Linked DNA regions of Homo sapiens: region 2 is linked to region 1. Evidence: chromatin loops called from intact Hi-C (ENCODE). Cell type or tissue: breast epithelium. All regions are shown on one strand. Links, peaks and the distances in the headings refer to the core of each region. The heading gives the core; the rest is flanking DNA. Region 1 overlaps FER (FER tyrosine kinase). Region 2 overlaps PJA2 (praja ring finger ubiquitin ligase 2).

Region 1 (8,347 bases), core at 218-8,217:
TGGCTAGTACCACAAAATAACTATGGCTTCACAATACTAGTGTTAGATTATGTCAAGAAGAAAGTGTTTTAGTTACAACATACGCCACCCACTGAGGACCTTGTAGTGGGATAAACAAAAATTAAAATGCAACAATCCAAATAAATTATAATGTAACAATACAAATATCTGAATCATAAGTCACAGTTTTTCAGGGTTCTTTCAGTCACACCACTTTATAATTAATTCTGGTGAGTCATCAGATGTAGGAATGTACCTGAAAACCTTACTTAGTATACTGTGTACACTGTTTAATGGCCATGCATCTTTTGAAGTTTGATATTTTCTGAAAAAGCATTGTTTGCCTCAGCCCTCTTCTTTTTACGTATACTCCATTTATCATTGATATTTTAGATGTTTCTTATCAACAAAATTGGCTGCCCTGGTTAGTGCTGAGTCATCGCAAGACTTGCTTTTGCATTTAGGAAGCCACACCCTCCCACAAAACAGAACAGTGCAAAATAAGCAGCAGAGAGACAGACAGTTGGAAAAGACATGTTTTCTTTAGGTATTAATATCTTAATTAAATGGAATCAGATTTTGTATGGAAATGAGTTTATATTACATTTCCATTATACTAAGTCAGTGTGAAAGTTTACCATCAAAATAGCGTTACTTCTTTTATGACTAACTCTGATTTGCTTATACATATCAGAATGATATTCATTAAATATTTTAATTTCATTTATTTTTCTATGTTTTGATTAGTTTCACATCAAGTCTGAATACTATATTTTGGAAGAATCCAAAACCACATATGAAGATACTGATTTTAAAAGTCAGGATTTCATGTACCAAGAATGACCTACTTGAAGGAGATTTTGCTACACTCTTAGAGTCCCAAAAATTCCCCTTTAAAAAAAATGCTGTCCTACAGAAGGTGTATAAACTATACCTTAGCCATAATTCAATTTAATGAAATACTACCCCATTAAAAGCCATCCTCCTGCCTCATACCGATTCAGAAATTAAATTCTGAACTTTTAGTGTAGGCATTAGGAATCACTTAGCCACTTAATAAGGACTGAGATTCTTGGGTGGCAGAAAAATCCTGGTGTGCTAGATTCTTAGTCACTTTAAACTGCATAGAAGTAATGAGCATAGGCTTCAGTATATTTAATAAGGTGCTGAGGCAGCAGATTCAAATGCAAAAGAGGGAGGAACCAGTTATTCCAAGGCAGGATGATGCACCCCCACACAGAGTGTGGAAAAATTAAAGTGAAACAAAGATTTGGACAGTGTCATTAGGAAGCCTGAGGAGAACATGCTACAAGGCCAGATCCTGTCCTATGGAAAATAAAAAAGATCAGCAGAACTAAAGCAAAAGCAGTCATCTCCAGTGTGTGGGCCTTAGCAAAGAGTAAACCAAATACCTCTCCTTGTGTTAGGAGCACTGTTATATTCCCAGCTCAGAGATGATTGTGTGCTGGGAAATGCTTATATTCATTATTTCCCAACTAATGCATTTGGACATATGTATTCCAGTTTTTCAAAGACACTACCCAAAGCTTCTTTACATTTGCATTGGTTATATTTAATATTTCTTAAGCTAAGATCACTGATTATCCACACGTTATTAGAAATCTTTGGTTACAGTGAGGCTTAACCTGGGCTAAAGTCTCCTAAATGGGACTACACTTAGATCCGCCCTATTTCACCTTTGGACTAACGTTGACTAAATGGCTCCTAGAGTTACCCACAGAGGGAGCTTACTATGATGAGAGCTACTGTGGGGAAACATAGTATTCAACAGAGAAATGGAAGAATACAAGTAGCAATGTTCCTTGTCTTCAATAACATTTGAGGGAAAGGAATCTAGAAATCCTAAAGCTTAGTCAGGGTGCCTAAGGTAAGACACAAAAAGAAAGAGACATCCAGAAAGGAAGGTTGAAAGGAAATGAAGGGCAGTAACAAAGCACCAATGTAAAATGACCCATAGCCAACAATAAATGCAATAACAATAAAGGAAACTAACCCTCACAAAGGGTTTGAGGAGCTTCCTGCTGTGTGTCCTTAAACAGTGCGTGCCTCTTAAGTCTCTACAACACTTTTTTAAAGGGCATTGAATTGGACATTGGTTTAATTTTTACCTACGCTCCCTATAATCTCAGGAGGTAACCATTATTTAATCAGAATTACCCTTGCTCTGTTTATCTGTGAGGCCTCAGACACAACGGTGGTTCAGCCCTCTCCCTAAGCAGTAGCAAGCTGAGTAATGGCACACATATGTCTAGGATAGCCAGCATTCAGGAAAATTGCTGTGAACCTCCTGTTTTTAATTTTAATATAGAAAAAGTCTTTCAGGTTTGTGACACGAAGACAGATTTAGCTTCCCACTTGTCAGCAAATTTGTAAAAACCTCAAAACAAATGAATATTTGGAATTCACTCTAAGAGATACAAATCCTGAATTTCTAACTATCTTCTCAAATATTACTGAGGCCAGCAAGATGCAAGTGTTCTACAAAATAATGAACTGTTCTAAGTGACAGTGTTGATGCTGGAAGTGGAATGTTATGTTTTCGCTCAGCTGTATTCATTCAGAAAGTTTTTCTTGAACATCTGCCACATGAGGTGCAGAGAATACTACCAGGTGCTAGTTTTTCCAGTATTTGACTTCTGATTACTATTTCCTTTTCTCATCTTTAGTTTTTCAAGATTTTGCTTTACCAAAATAGTAAAGCCTTTATCATCAGCTTATATTGAATAATGTTGTAATTGGTTTCAATCAAAGTTTCTCCTCAGGTACTTGGGGGCCCCTAGCCTTCTAAGGAACTCCCAGGCACCTACTTAACAAGGCCAGCTACACACTCAGTATGTGATAAGCCCCATGATGGATGCAGGTTAGAATTCAAAGACCTGGTTGGAGTCCTAGATGTGGAGACAGGATGATCAGGTCACACTTGTTAGATGACTAACACTATCAGTAGAAGCTCTTGAGAGATTTTCCTAACGCAGCAAGATTTCTGTGAGTAGAGGTATCCTGGGAGGTATCCTGGGAGGCAGCCTATTGACTTGACCAAGTAAGCTGATCAGGTGGCCTCCTCTACCCACTAAAGAAATGTGTAAACACTAGCAATAATTGCTTTATCTTAAACTCCTGGACATACTCAGTTCTTCCATTCCACTGTTCTATTGCCAATACCTTTTGTTGTTTTCTTCACACTCCTCTTGGCAGCAAATGTCTGAAAGTATTTCAATTGTGTAATGTTAAGGAGTTTTTTCATAGCTTCAGAAAAGAGGGCAGCAAATATGAAGCCTTAAGTTCAAAATAAGTCATTCTACCTAGAAATACAGACCCCAGAGCACATTGCATGAAAATACCTGTACTCTGCAGTTCCTCAAAGCAGTATTCTTCCTGAAAAGCCAAACACCACACCTATTTTCCTATTTGCTAAGAATCAGAATAAGCACGTTGTAAATAGTATCCAAAGCAGATTCTAAAATGACATAGTAAGAAGCCAGATTCAAATTGTAACCAAAGAAGACAATAGAAATCCCACTTTACCCCACTGTCATCAGTTAGAACACCCTTGCAAAAACTGTAACCACTTAAGCAATTCATCTGATCCCAGAAGATCATACCTTCTTTTGAAAGTATAGGACAGATATCAGTGGGAAACGTCGGCGTTCTGAGCAACACAGGATAAATGTAGGAGGGCCTTAAAAAATAAATCTCAATTCATACACTGGAGCAGCAAAAAACTGAGCAGGAAAGGAAACAGAATCCAAAGTCATTTTTCATATAGCTGTTGTCAAATAGTATAACCTTGGTGTCTTCTTTGAGTTGCCTGGACAGTATTTATGAAACAAAAAACTAAATGCCCCCCATTTGGGGACGGGGGGAGGGGTTCAGACCTCTAACCTGGATTCAGAGCCTTAGAGGCCGAGAGGGAATCTGGAATCTGGTATTACTGAGATCCTAGGTAAAAGAACCAGCCTGGCAGTCTTTCCCACCTCATTGGTCCGTGCTTTTATTTTTAAACCCAAAAGAAAGAAAGAAACACACCCTCTTATGTAGGAATTTCCCTTTTACAAATAATTTGACCTGGTAGAAATAAACTTGCCTGCCTGCTCTTAAATGCCAGACAGTTGGAAGCAAATGCCGAGGGAAAGGTGCCCAGAGCCATGCTTGATAGGACTTTGAATATTTTCTCCTTAATTAAAGTACGTTGCTTGTATTTAGACTATAAGATGCTATGGAGGTCTATCCCATGCCATGCCAATGTGAATTGCTTTGCTTCAGTAACAATCAGAAGACCAGTCCAACAGAAAATAACTTGTCATAATTCCACCTTAGATTCTAGACCTCTCATACCTGCAGTGTACAGAATATGTACATGTTCCAATGGAATTCACTATTTTTGGCTTTAGTGTCAAAGAGATTGGTTCTACAAGGTTCATCTGATTTCCCATAACAAGTAAATTTTATAATCCTATGATTCTAAATTCAATCCCCAATATAGATTCTAAGCATCAAATCAAAATCACAGACAAAGGGGAACTGGTCGAGAGGGGTCTTAGTTATTTCAAATCCATGACCAAAGTGTCCAAAGACATGAAACTCTTATACCTGCTGAGCATTTCACTTTACTATACAAAATGTCAGCTACCCAGTTGCATCCTGTGACATGATCAGACTGTCAATGTGGACCAGTGGCCAGGAGCATATTTATGGGCCATTTCTGTTCATCATTCTTTACAGAGCATTGAGGTTTCCCACTGAAACAGCTTCTTTAGTCAGACGTCTATAGATTTTACATAAATTTACATTTAAATGCATTAAGTTAGATGGCCCAATTGAGCATCTGAATGAATATAGTGGGGGTTGGTGGTGGTGCAAATTCTGCTGGCTTTATGTTATGGTTTTCTTCGTGTTTTTTCTTGGTTTTGTCTGGCTTCTTCTGGCAAGTGCCCTAAAAGACTGGAACACTGTATAAAGTCATAGACATAGAACCATATGGGAAAGCCCAGATGAAAAAATGGAAGAATAAAATCAAGTTGTCAAAGTTCCAGCAACAGCCCTGACTTCTTCAGGAATCCAAGCAAATTGAAAGCCAAGACAAAATGTACAAATGGTGCCCATGCCATTCATTTGACTGTGGGTGGCCCTCTAGTCTAGGGCTCTCTTAGTGAATGGTTGTGGAAATATGATTTTTCTAAGTTCCTTCCTTTTCCTTTTGATAGATGAGTTTGAGATGATGGAGTAGGAGTGGGGCCCTCAGGCACTTCTGGTAAAGACATTCCACCTGCAAGCAGCATTTTGAGTAAAGCACTGCTGTGGTTTGCCGATTTATGGTCCATTTAATGTTAGGCTAAAGCACCTTTAATCATTTTTGTTGTTTTAAGATAATGTATTTGTGAAGTGGATAAACACTGGAAATAGGGTGCTTCTTCTGGAAAGTTCAGTGTAAAACACAAACAAGGCTTTGGCGGGTTTATCTGGCTTTATAAACAAGTCTGAAAAATGGATGAAAGCTAAATATATAAAGCAGTTGGTTGTCTATCTTTTATCATTTTTACTCAGATCTGTATTTAACACTTATTTATTTGTTAGTTTTTACATTCAAAAGAAATACACTTTGAACTTTGGCTAACATTGTAGGATATTTTTTAATTGTTTCTACATTTTTAAAGCATGATTCATCATTTTTGTAAACTTAGATCATTTTTTAATTGTCTTTTCTTTTCCAATAGACCAGTTACCACTCATGTGTCTGCAGAACCTCTTTATTGTATTCCTATAATAAATGTAAAATATTTGTAGCAAACTGTGCCTTGTCTTATTTAATCTTTCCATCATGTTTATATTTCTCTTCCTTTTCCATATAAATATGCTCCAAGTGGAAGAAAAGGCAGGCAAGATTTCCATGGTAACTGGCCTCCTAGGGATATAACAGTGCATAAAAATTATTAGCTTTCAGTTTCTCTGTAATTAAGCTTATTAGTTCTGATGATAATGGGTGTGTGTTGCTTACAGTCCAATCACTGCTTCCTGTTTAGAAATCAAAACTGTAATGGAGCTCAAGTCCCAGTTATCTGGGTGGATTCGCTATTTGCGTGGATTTTTGTGTTTTACTTTTGGGTTTTTGGGTTTTTTTTTTTTTTTTTTTTTTTTGCTTTTCATAACAAGATTTGTTTGACATAACACAAGGATTTGCGGGAGAAAGATGGCTGAGAGATGTTTGGAAACAGAGGCTGAAGCCTGCTACCCTAGAGCAGTTCAGATGTGTATCCTTGCCTGTCCTGTACAGGACTGAGCTGGTCACAGAGCCATCGCTTAACTTCTAGGTACCCTTCAGTTGGCAAATCGGTAACCTTCCTAAAACTGCCGGCTGTTATTTACATGGATTTTGGGCAACATACACTTCCCTTACATTAAACCAAGCCCCCTCCTCATCCCTGAGCTTGGATTAGATGAGTCAACCTCCACTGCTTCTCAAAAACACACATGTTTACTGTTCATGGGGTAGGCCACAAGCTCCTTAGGATAGACAAAATGAATCCATACAATCCTCTTAACCTTCCTGCTTCCACAGCACCCTACCCAGAGCTGTGTGCTTCTGGGCCCTTGGTGAATTCATTTTCACCATAGCTCATAATTGTCTGTCTAGAGTTGCATCCTCTGCTCCAGCAGGTTTGATATCTGGCACAGTCTCCTAGACAACCTGTGCTTTCACTGACTTCAATTAATTAGGATGAGGTACATTCACCACCAAAGAAGGTTGGCTATCAGACTGAAATCCCATTCCCCAAGATGAATAAATAGCATCTCTGAAATCCTGGAGTTCTTTTGGTGTTTGAAGTCCTACACTTCGTTTCACACTCCCCCTTCTAGCTGATTTCTTCAGGCAAATGGTGATGTTGCTTGTTAAAAAAAAAAAAAAAAAAAAAAAAAAAAGGCCAGGCACGGTGGCTCACGCCTGTAATCCCACCACTTTGGGAGGCCAAGGTGGGCGGATCACGAGATCAGGAGATCGAGACCATCCTGGCTAAGATGGTGAAACCCCGTCTCTACTAAAAATACAAAAAGAAATTAGCCAGGCGTGGTGGCGGGTGCCTGTAAACCCAGCTACTCGGGAGGCTGAGGCAAGAGAATGGCGTGAACCAGGGAGGCAGAGCTTGCAGTGAGCTGAGTTCGCACCACTACACTCCAGCCTGGGAGACAGAGTGAGACTCCGTCTCAAAAAAACAAAACAAAACAAAAAACAAAAACAACAACACACACACACATAAATGTAAGAACTAGTTTCTATTAACAGCATCAATGGCTGCCCCTTCAATAAAAACTGAATCTAAATGAAGTGCTTTTTCAAACTTCCAAAATGTGGTGGTACACGTGGACTGGCCCACACACTTAGGTCAGACTTGTGATTATGCCCAAGGAAGGCTGATGGTGCTGGGTTCCAAAGCTGTCTGGTGTTGAAACAAGCACCAAGCTGGGAGCTGGGAAACTCAGGATCTCATTCCTGGTTGGACTCTCACTAGTCTGTAAACTTATCCAATTGGATCCTTTCTCCCAGGGCTGACACTTGAAGGACAAAGAACAGCCTGAGAGCATTCACTAAAGCAGAGTCCATTCTCCCTAGTAAAGTGTTGCTGTAATTCCTGCTACCCAACACTCCAGGACACCCTTAGTTTTTTCCATTCCCAAACCTCATTCTCTAGCCTCCCCATTAACTTTGGAGCCCATGTCAGCCTTGTAGCGAATTCCCTTTTTTTTTTTTTTTTTTTTTTTTAACCTAAGTCATCCATAGTCCATTTCTGTTGTCTGCAGCCAAGGATCCTGACCAATATGACGATCTCTAAGACACCTTCGAGCTTTGAGACTGTGTGATCTCCCAAGGCTTCTTGAGTCATTTCAGATATCCAAACACCAACGCTATATGAGGTGGGTTCTGTTCCTTTCCTCATACAACATGGCTGTTGAAATTCAAGAGTGATGAGAAAAAGGAAAATTCCCTAAAGTTTCCCTCACCTAATGTGCTGCTGATTATCCAAACTAAGCTTTTTCATATTTCCCCAGCTCTGGACTTAAGTAATTCAAAATTATAAATGTTTCTTTTGCAGTCTCCCTGTGGTAACCAGTGGTACCACAGGATAAATGATAAGATCAATGGACTAGACATTGTGATGGGCTAATTGATCTATCACAGCAATATAAATGCCAAGAATTAATAGAAAAACAAATGTCATAGGAAGCTGAGGTACTGACAGCCTTAGAAGCTCCCCTCTTAGGGCCTCTGTCTCCCAGCTTTCAGCAGGGCTTAGTCTTAGTCCACATTCAGAAGGGCCTTTCCCTCTCCTGA
Region 2 (8,347 bases), core at 218-8,217, 180 kb after region 1:
TATAAGTACAGTCCTAGGCAGAACCATTATCCTTTAGAATTTATTCTATGATTCTTTAAAACAAAACGAAACAAGAAACTTTTAAGCATTTCAATGTGTCTTAAACAATGATCCTAAAGTAGTTCCATCATTTTGGCATACCCTAACCACAGGCTCTGTAGTCAATACATTACTAGCAATTTAAAAGGACAGTTTCTATTAACTGTAAATGTTTTTTCCCATCTATATATTGTTTGTAAAAAAAAAAAAAAAAAACTATCATTGTTCAGAATATTGACATCACTTAAGAAAAAAATTAAAAATAAGAATAAGAATTACAAATAACTAAGAAAATACCTTATAACTATGAAAAGTCCAGGGTCCTTCAAGGCAAAGAATACACTTCCACCACTGACCACCCCCAAAACAAAGAAAATCAATTTAAAATCAAGGAGCCAGGAAGACTACCTTTCTCTAGGGGTTGGCAAACAATGTAACAATTTCATCAACTTCATCATAAGACATTATAACTGACTATAAAAAGCAAGCAGAAGAGAAGTATTTATTTTGCCCAAAATGACAAAGGTATAGCCAAATTAAATGATTCTCCTTAAAGAAGAAAAAGTGTAACTGGGGGAAAAAAAATACAAGCACCTTACACTTTCAAAAAAATAAATTATCAAAGACTGTAAGTTTTGTCTTTTTTTAAAAATAGTAACCTAGAGGTATAATATTAGAGACTTGCAATCTATTTCAAAATCTTAGGGCTAAATGTGTTTTGGAATTTTGATATATATTTCCCAGATTTAGAACTACTACTTAACAAACCCCAACATGGTCCAGGCCACACACAGTAATCAAACATAACTATATTTCTGCAGTAAAATATACAAATATTTGAAAAAATACCCTCATTTCAATTCAGATCCAGATCTGCTTATCCAGGAAGTTAACATCAGGTCAGGCTTTGTGGCCAATTTCTGTTTTTAGAAGTGTGGATACTGAATAAAACACTGTGGGCTTGAACTGAAAAAAACTTTACCTTTAGCTTAAAAACAGTATATCATACAAAAATTACTTACTAACCCTTAAAGTTTACAGACTTTGACAGAGCAGCAGAAATTATATTTTAAATATTTTCTATAATAAATTACACAATCTGTATTATAGTAGCTTAATTCATATGTCCAAAGAAAATCAAATGAATTGTTTTATGACATGAATTAAAATGCATTCATATTCAAAATGGTAAATTTCTTCCTTTATAGTACTTTCTAACTAAAAAAAAACCACACAATTATTTCCACTAGCTAATAAAATCTTGCAATTGCACTGTAATTGAGCACTGTCAGGGATGCAACTAGCTTACAAGGACTCATGAAAATCTGGACACTGGGGTAATGGAAATTCAGCAACTGAACAAAGAAATTCTCCATTTTTTTCTTTTTCTGTTGTCTTATGGTTTGGAAAAAAAAGATACGGGTTTGTAAGAGCAATCAGAATGCTTATTATAAGTTTTATGTTCTGTTGAAAATAGCAAAGAATAGTGGTGAACAGTCTCTGGAATACCCAGTTAGGTACTCAAAGTCCAGCTCTACCATTAAGTTGCTCTGTGACCTTAGGAAGTTATATAATGCTCTGTGCCTCAGTTTCCTTATTTACAAATGAGGGAAATAATGGAATCTACCACACAGAGTTGTTAATGAGAATTGAATGCTAAGAAAAAATAAGTAAAAAATAAACTTAGTGATAGGAAGAGCCACAGGAAGAACAGATAAAGAGGGAAACAAGTGATATTAGTCACTACTGGCAATGTTAATGAAGTATTACCAATCAATAATTTGTGATATTAATCACTTTTTAAACCCAGACTGGCTTAATGTAGGTTTTTAAAAAATACAACAAATGTTTATTTTACATTTTATTAATTGAAATACCATGAACTAGCATCTCTATCCCTTTATAATAATAATCATTATCTGAACTTACTTCTGTAAACTACTAAAAACCTCAAAAACATTTTTTTGTGAAAAATTCTAATGAGTAGTTTGCATGTATGGTTAGCATTCAGTAAATAAAAATATTTGGTAAGTCAAAATGTCTAATTCCCTGATCATATCAAATAGCCCAGCCATCAAACATGGTTCTAGAAAGAAACCACTTCATTTACTACACAATCGGAAAAAGTACTGGATGTGACCTTACCTATCTTCATCTTTGTCATAGAGTTGGTAATAATCTCCACAGCCATTCCAAAAGGTGTTATCCACCTCTTGCCTTCCTGCTGTGGCTCCACTTTCTGATGTCATTTGGTTATTTTCTGTTTCCCTTTGTGTAATAACTCTTGAGTATGGTGGATCCAAGAACATACAGTCATGCTCTCCATCATATTCTTCACATTTTATTAAGAGGTCATCTGAGCCACTTTCCTCAACTTCCAAAGCCTCTCTCCATCTTTGAACACTTCTTTGTTTCGCCTCATGCCTATTAAAACCTGTTTCTTGGTCCACCTGGCTTGAACTTATCAGTTTTCTAACTTTTGGCCTCACTACCTGTTCAGGAGAACTTCCATGGTTCTTTTCCCTATCATTGGTATTTTGTTCACTACAAATATGCCCTGGACCACAGGCTGCATCTTCAGGTGAATGTTCTGTCTGTCTTTCCTGGCTAGTATTATTTTGTTGTTTCGTACTAACCATTTCATCTTGAGAAGACCTCTGAATTTCCTGGCTATTCTGATGGACAAACTCAGTATCACCAGCAGAACTTTTCACTAATGGTACAGAATCTAACTCTTCAAACTCATCTCTTACTTCACAGTTAAATGAGGGAACTGGTGGTGAAAGACCAGTGTATGCCTCTGCCTCTCTGTTTTCCAACTCAAATACTGTATTGCCTAATGATTCCTGGTATCTACTACCTTCCACGACTTCTGCAGAAAGTTGAAGATGGTCATTATCTTCTCCATGTTTGCCATCTGGATCATAAGAGTCTGTATGAACCAATGCAATTCCATTTTGGACACTTGAAGCACTACAAGCTCCTGGAATATACTCTCCCTCAGAGTGATTATGAAGATTTGTACTGCTTCCTAAGGTATCCCTGCCTTCCTCACTGTGATGTACTGCAACAAAGGATTGACTGCTCTCAGTGGTTTGATTCAATGCTGAACCACAAGTGGGAATTTCTGTTTCACTTTTTTCAAATATAGGTTCACTGGGTAAAGAAGAATCAACTTGATCCAAAGGACTGGAACCTTCATAAAAAACAAAAGAAAACATATTTTAAAGGATTAACTTAGATAAAATTTTATGTAATAACTATCACTTAAGTGGAAATCATACCAATTATTACTACTTGAATACATGAGTAAATTTATTTACCAAGCACTTCTATGCTCCTTAACTGAGAATGCAGACTGATTACTCTATGAGTTCATTTATGTCAATGTACAGCCTTTCACTATCATCTCCCTCACATGGCTTTGGCAGTTTTCTATCTAAATCCTAATATCTAATGCCTTCTGCAAGACATATAAAGGAGAAGCTCTTGAGAGGTTATACAATGGGAAGCCTCTCGTAAGTGGAGTCTAGGGTAACCAATCTGCTTCCCAGTGATTTCCAAACTTACCTTCTTTATTATATGCAGGTAAAAACAACAACAAAACAAAAAACCTTCAAAAGTACTTATGACAGATATAATAACTATAGTTACAGATTTAAGAGAAATTAGACCCTATTGTGTTTTGTTGGCAATTCACAAAATTATATCTCAGTATCTCGACAGATTATAAATTGAATTGTTGTAATACATTTGTAATAAGTTTACTTTAGATGTGTTATAGTTATGACTGAAAAACAACAAAGAGATCAATATGTTGATTCTTGTCATAATTGTGAGAATTCTGAAACATGAGTAAAATCATATCTATAAATTACTTTAAGCATAACTATCTTGCATCACCACTAATAAAAAAAATGAAGACATTTGAGATTTGCTGGAATAAAAATTCATGAATTGTAAAATAACTGAAGTTCGGCCATGATATATGGTACGAAGGGTTCTTTGATATATGGTACGAAGGGTTCTTTTTTTTTTTTTTTTTTTTTTTTTGAGACGGAGTCTTGCTCTGTGGCCCAGGCTGGAGTGCAGTGGCATGATCTCGGCTCACTGCAAGCTCCGCCTCCCAGGTTCACACCATTCTCCTGCCTCAGCCTCCCAAGTAGCTGGGAACGAAGGGTTCTTCAATGGGATGACCCTAGCTAGTAATTCAGATTCTTACATATGACAGCAAAAATAATCTAGAAATGTCTTGTCAAGTTTGCTTAGAACAAGAGGAAGAAGACAAATCCAGTCCAAAAATGTGCAATTATGGTACATGGATAGCTGCAAAATACTTTTTCAAAACCATTGAATAACTAAGAAATTTTAATTGAATAAGCCTTCCTTGTCCTTTGGATTTTGTAAAATGATGAAAAAATAAACAAGCCAAGTTAAATTTAGGATAAAATTAAAAGAAGAAAAGTTGGCCGGGCACAATGGCCCATGTCTGTAATCCCAGCACTTTGGGAGGCTGAGTTGGACGGACCACTTGAGGTCAGGAGTTCGAGACCAGCCTGGGCAACATGGCAAAACCCCATCTCTACCAAAAAATACAAAAATTAGGCGTGGAGGCGCATGCCTGTAGTCCCAGCTACTTGGGAGGCTGAGGCAGGAGAACCACTTGAACCCAGGAGGTGGAGGCTGCAGGGAGCCCAGATCACGTCACTGCACACCAGCCTGGATGACAAAGTAAGATTCCATCTCAAAAAAAAAAAAAAAAAAAGAACGCCAGGCATGGTGACTCACACCTGTAATCCCAGCACTTTGGGAAGCCAGCCAAGACAGGTGGATCACTTGAGAGGTCAGGAGTTTGAGATCAGCCTGGCCAACGTGGTGAAACCCTGTCTCTACTAAAAATACAAAAATTAGCTGGGTGCAGTGACAAACACCTGTAATCCCAGCTACTAAGGAGGCTGAGGCACAAGAATTGTTTGAACCTGGGAGATGGAGGTTGCAGTCAGCCAAGATGCACTACTGCAGTCCATCCTGGGCAACAGAACGTGACTCCATCTCAAAAAAAAAAAAAGAAGAAGAAGAAAAGTTATTTAAATATTATATGCAGGGAAAAAATATCTCTACTTGATCCACATTTTTAAAAATTTCAAAATATATCTTTTTGATTCAAAGATGATTTCCTTTGGCTGGAGGTTATGACAACGTAATCACTACTATGAGAGTGTGGTTATATTTTAATGATTGGCTGTATTCTATTTTCTTCTACAATGTTTAAATATATACACCATTAATATTAAATTCAATAAGAATTTCAAAATAGAATTTCTTGATAGGAAGTGTGCTGCATTTACACTCACAGACATGCATAATACCCACCCAAAAATTTAATTATAAGATCAATTCCTATATAACTATTAATAACCTTTAAATAATTAAATGTTACACACCTGAGGAATTTTCCTTTGGAACATCATCTAGTTCCAACACTTCATAGTCATCACCAGCCCGACCTAAGCTTCTTTCATGTCTGGTCATACATGGTTTAAAACTGACATAAGCATGTCTTCTTCCATATCTCCTGCCTGTAATTGTCTGATACCCTCCTGCTGGTTTGGGCCAGACAGCCTTACCAGATTCTTGGTCCATTGCTGAAAAAAAAGTTAAAAAATTAAAACAGGAACAGCAATGAGCTTTATTCTTGCAACCTGTTGGGGAAAACTACTTCAGTTTATATTTTATTATTTATCAAATCATATGCTTCTGAACATGAAGTGTACCTTACTAGTACTATAAAACATTATTCTTCACACACTAGAAAATTAAATATGAAGTACTATATAATAAGAGTTAGTGGCCTTTTCCCTTCAAAAAATATGTTTTAAAATTTGGTTTCTTTAAGGTATTTCAGATTTTTATAATGAAACCTATCAAAAAATATTTTTCATATGCCAAATTATTATACTGCCAAAGCTCTTTATGGGAGATCTTCCAAATTAAGTACCTTATATATTATATTAATATAAGTGCTCAATACATATTTGATGAATCAATTACTAGCATTATGATATGATGGTTTCAATTACTTTAAGAATGAAAACATTTATGTCAAAGATAACAAGTAACCTCTTTAAATGGTATCTGTACCATGAAGAATCAACTAGATCACAATAAATATGTTCCAAAGATTAACGTCAGATAAAACTATCCAAAAGAAAACAGCAATGAGCCAGGTCAAACACATACTACCCTGCCTTCAAAACTACCAATAAATGGTATATGTTATGGTAAGAAAAGCCATCAACATTTACATGACTTGACAATTAAGTTTTGTTGACTGAGGGGTATACAGTAGTAAACAGCAGCAACTTTCACTAAGTAGTACATTATTATACACACACATATATATATTAAGTGTAAGTCTGCTTAGTCAATTATACATTACATGTACTACACAGCAACTAAACAAAATATTTTCTCACAGCATATGGTATAGTCAATAAATGCAACAGTTGCTGGGCATGGTGGCTCATGCCTGTAATCCCGGTACTTTGGGAGGATGAGGCAGTCGGATCACTTGAGGCCAGGAGTTCGAGATCAGCCTAGCCAACATGGCGAAACCCCGTCTCTACTAAAAATACAAAAATTAGCCAGACGTGGTGGCACATGCCCATAATTCCAGCTACTCAGGAAGCTGAGGCATGAGAATCACTTGAACCCAGGAGGCGGAGGTTGCAGTGAGCCAAGACTGTGCCACTGCACTCCAGCTTGGGTGACAGTTCGAAACTCCATCTCAAAAAAAAAAAAAAAATGAATAAATGAATGAATGAAACAGTTACATAATTTCTTAGTTGTATTAAAATAAGAAATATAATCACTTCCAAGAAGGAAACAGAAACAAACATGTATTTATAATACACGCACATATCGAGTATAAATAATATCAAGTGTTACACTTATTTAATCCCATCAGTAATCTTGAGGTGGATATTGTATTCTATTTTAAAAATTGAAAAATTAAAGTTAAAATTAAGTGTTGGATAACTTGTCTAATAATCCAAAAGTATGACTCCAGAACCAATGCCCTTAACAATTCTACCAAAAGAATAGTCTCCGAAGTGGAAAGCATAAAGCTTTCCAAGCTAAATGGGTATGGAAAGAAAATACCAGAATTTCTATTTTTACCTATCAAAAATTAGAAACTAAGCTTTACAAATATTCAATATATGGATCAAAACCAGCCTTTTAGTAAGACCACAGGTCAGATGATCATATGTCACTTACTGGTACTCAAGGTACCCAGAGGAAAAAACAAGAAGTACTCAATGTAGAAGAACTGACTTTCCTTACCTGCTGGCTCCTTTTCAGTGTACTGTGACATATATGGCAGCGTCTGTGTGACCAGTTCAGTAGAATTATAGATGTGATTTAGTTTTTATTCACACTATGGACAAGCCGCAGAAGATTCCTACAAAGAAACAATGAATTGAACAATATATTAATAAAAGCACAAAAATAGCAAAACTGATACTTCTGCTCCTCCTAGTGAAGTCTTATAATAAAACTTAGAAAAATACAATGTGATGTAGCCAGCATGGTGGCAAATGCCTGTGATCCGCCTTAGATTACAGCACTTTGGCAGGCCAAGGCGAGCAAATCAGTTTGAGCTCAGGAATTCGAGAACAACCTGGCCAACATGGTGAAAGTCTGTCTCTGCAAGAAATACAAAAATTAGCCAGGCGTGGTGGTGCACACCTCTAGTCCCTCAGGAGGCTGTGGTGGGAGGATTGCTTGAGCCCAGGAGGTGGAGGCTGCAGTGAGCCGAGATCATGCCACTGCACTCCAGGCCTGGGTGACAAAGTGAGATCCCGTCCCAAAAATAAATAAAAACAAGAAAAATACAACACAATTTGACAAGCCAATCAAAAACTCTCAGAAATACCAAAATGGCTATGTGAAATACAGATTTACATCTGCTCTTGATAAACCTTGCCTAAGTATATATCATCCTTAAGACTGTCAATGACAACAACACATACATAATTTGTAAGTAAACAAACAAAAATATCAGAAGTACTGACTCAGGTATGTAACCAAACTATTTGGGAGTCTACTACACTGTGCTATCATTGCTTCTCTGTCAAGCAGTAAAGTTCCTTTAGCCCTGGAATTGCTAAAAGGTAACTGTAAGAATACAAACTTCATTTTTTAAAAATGTGTAATGGCTTATAACAATAATTAATGTGTGTAAATAATGATGTATTTATTCTTTGCAATAGTCAGTTGATCAGATAATTTAATCCCAAATAAGAAC

Evidence for each region. Peaks named below come from ENCODE experiments on the same cell type or tissue, not always from the same donor. Only the 100,000 strongest peaks of a DNase experiment are listed, where the experiment ranks them.
Region 2: a loop joins it to region 1, with 6 times the contacts of the local background. A loop is called at or near these places in 1 of 110 quality-filtered maps.

What each region holds. Positions count from the first base shown.
Region 1 is chr5:109,191,033-109,199,379 of GRCh38, forward strand. FER (FER tyrosine kinase) reads left to right here. Exons shown (of 20, transcript NM_005246.4): 20 at 1-5,809. Among named protein-coding and RNA genes, the nearest start is that of PJA2, 210 kb to the right of the region's middle. RefSeq lists silencers at 2,803-3,003, 3,043-3,243, 7,083-7,290. In breast epithelium, for the core only: no CTCF peak of the experiment used is centred there; no DNase peak of the experiment used is centred there.
Region 2 is chr5:109,376,020-109,384,366 of GRCh38, forward strand. It overlaps PJA2 (praja ring finger ubiquitin ligase 2), which reads right to left. Exons shown (of 10, transcript NM_014819.5): 2 at 7,384-7,501; 3 at 5,484-5,684; 4 at 2,185-3,235. The coding sequence starts at 7,414. Among named protein-coding and RNA genes, the nearest start is that of PJA2, 30 kb to the right of the region's middle. In breast epithelium, for the core only: no CTCF peak of the experiment used is centred there; a DNase peak (open chromatin) is centred at 4,852.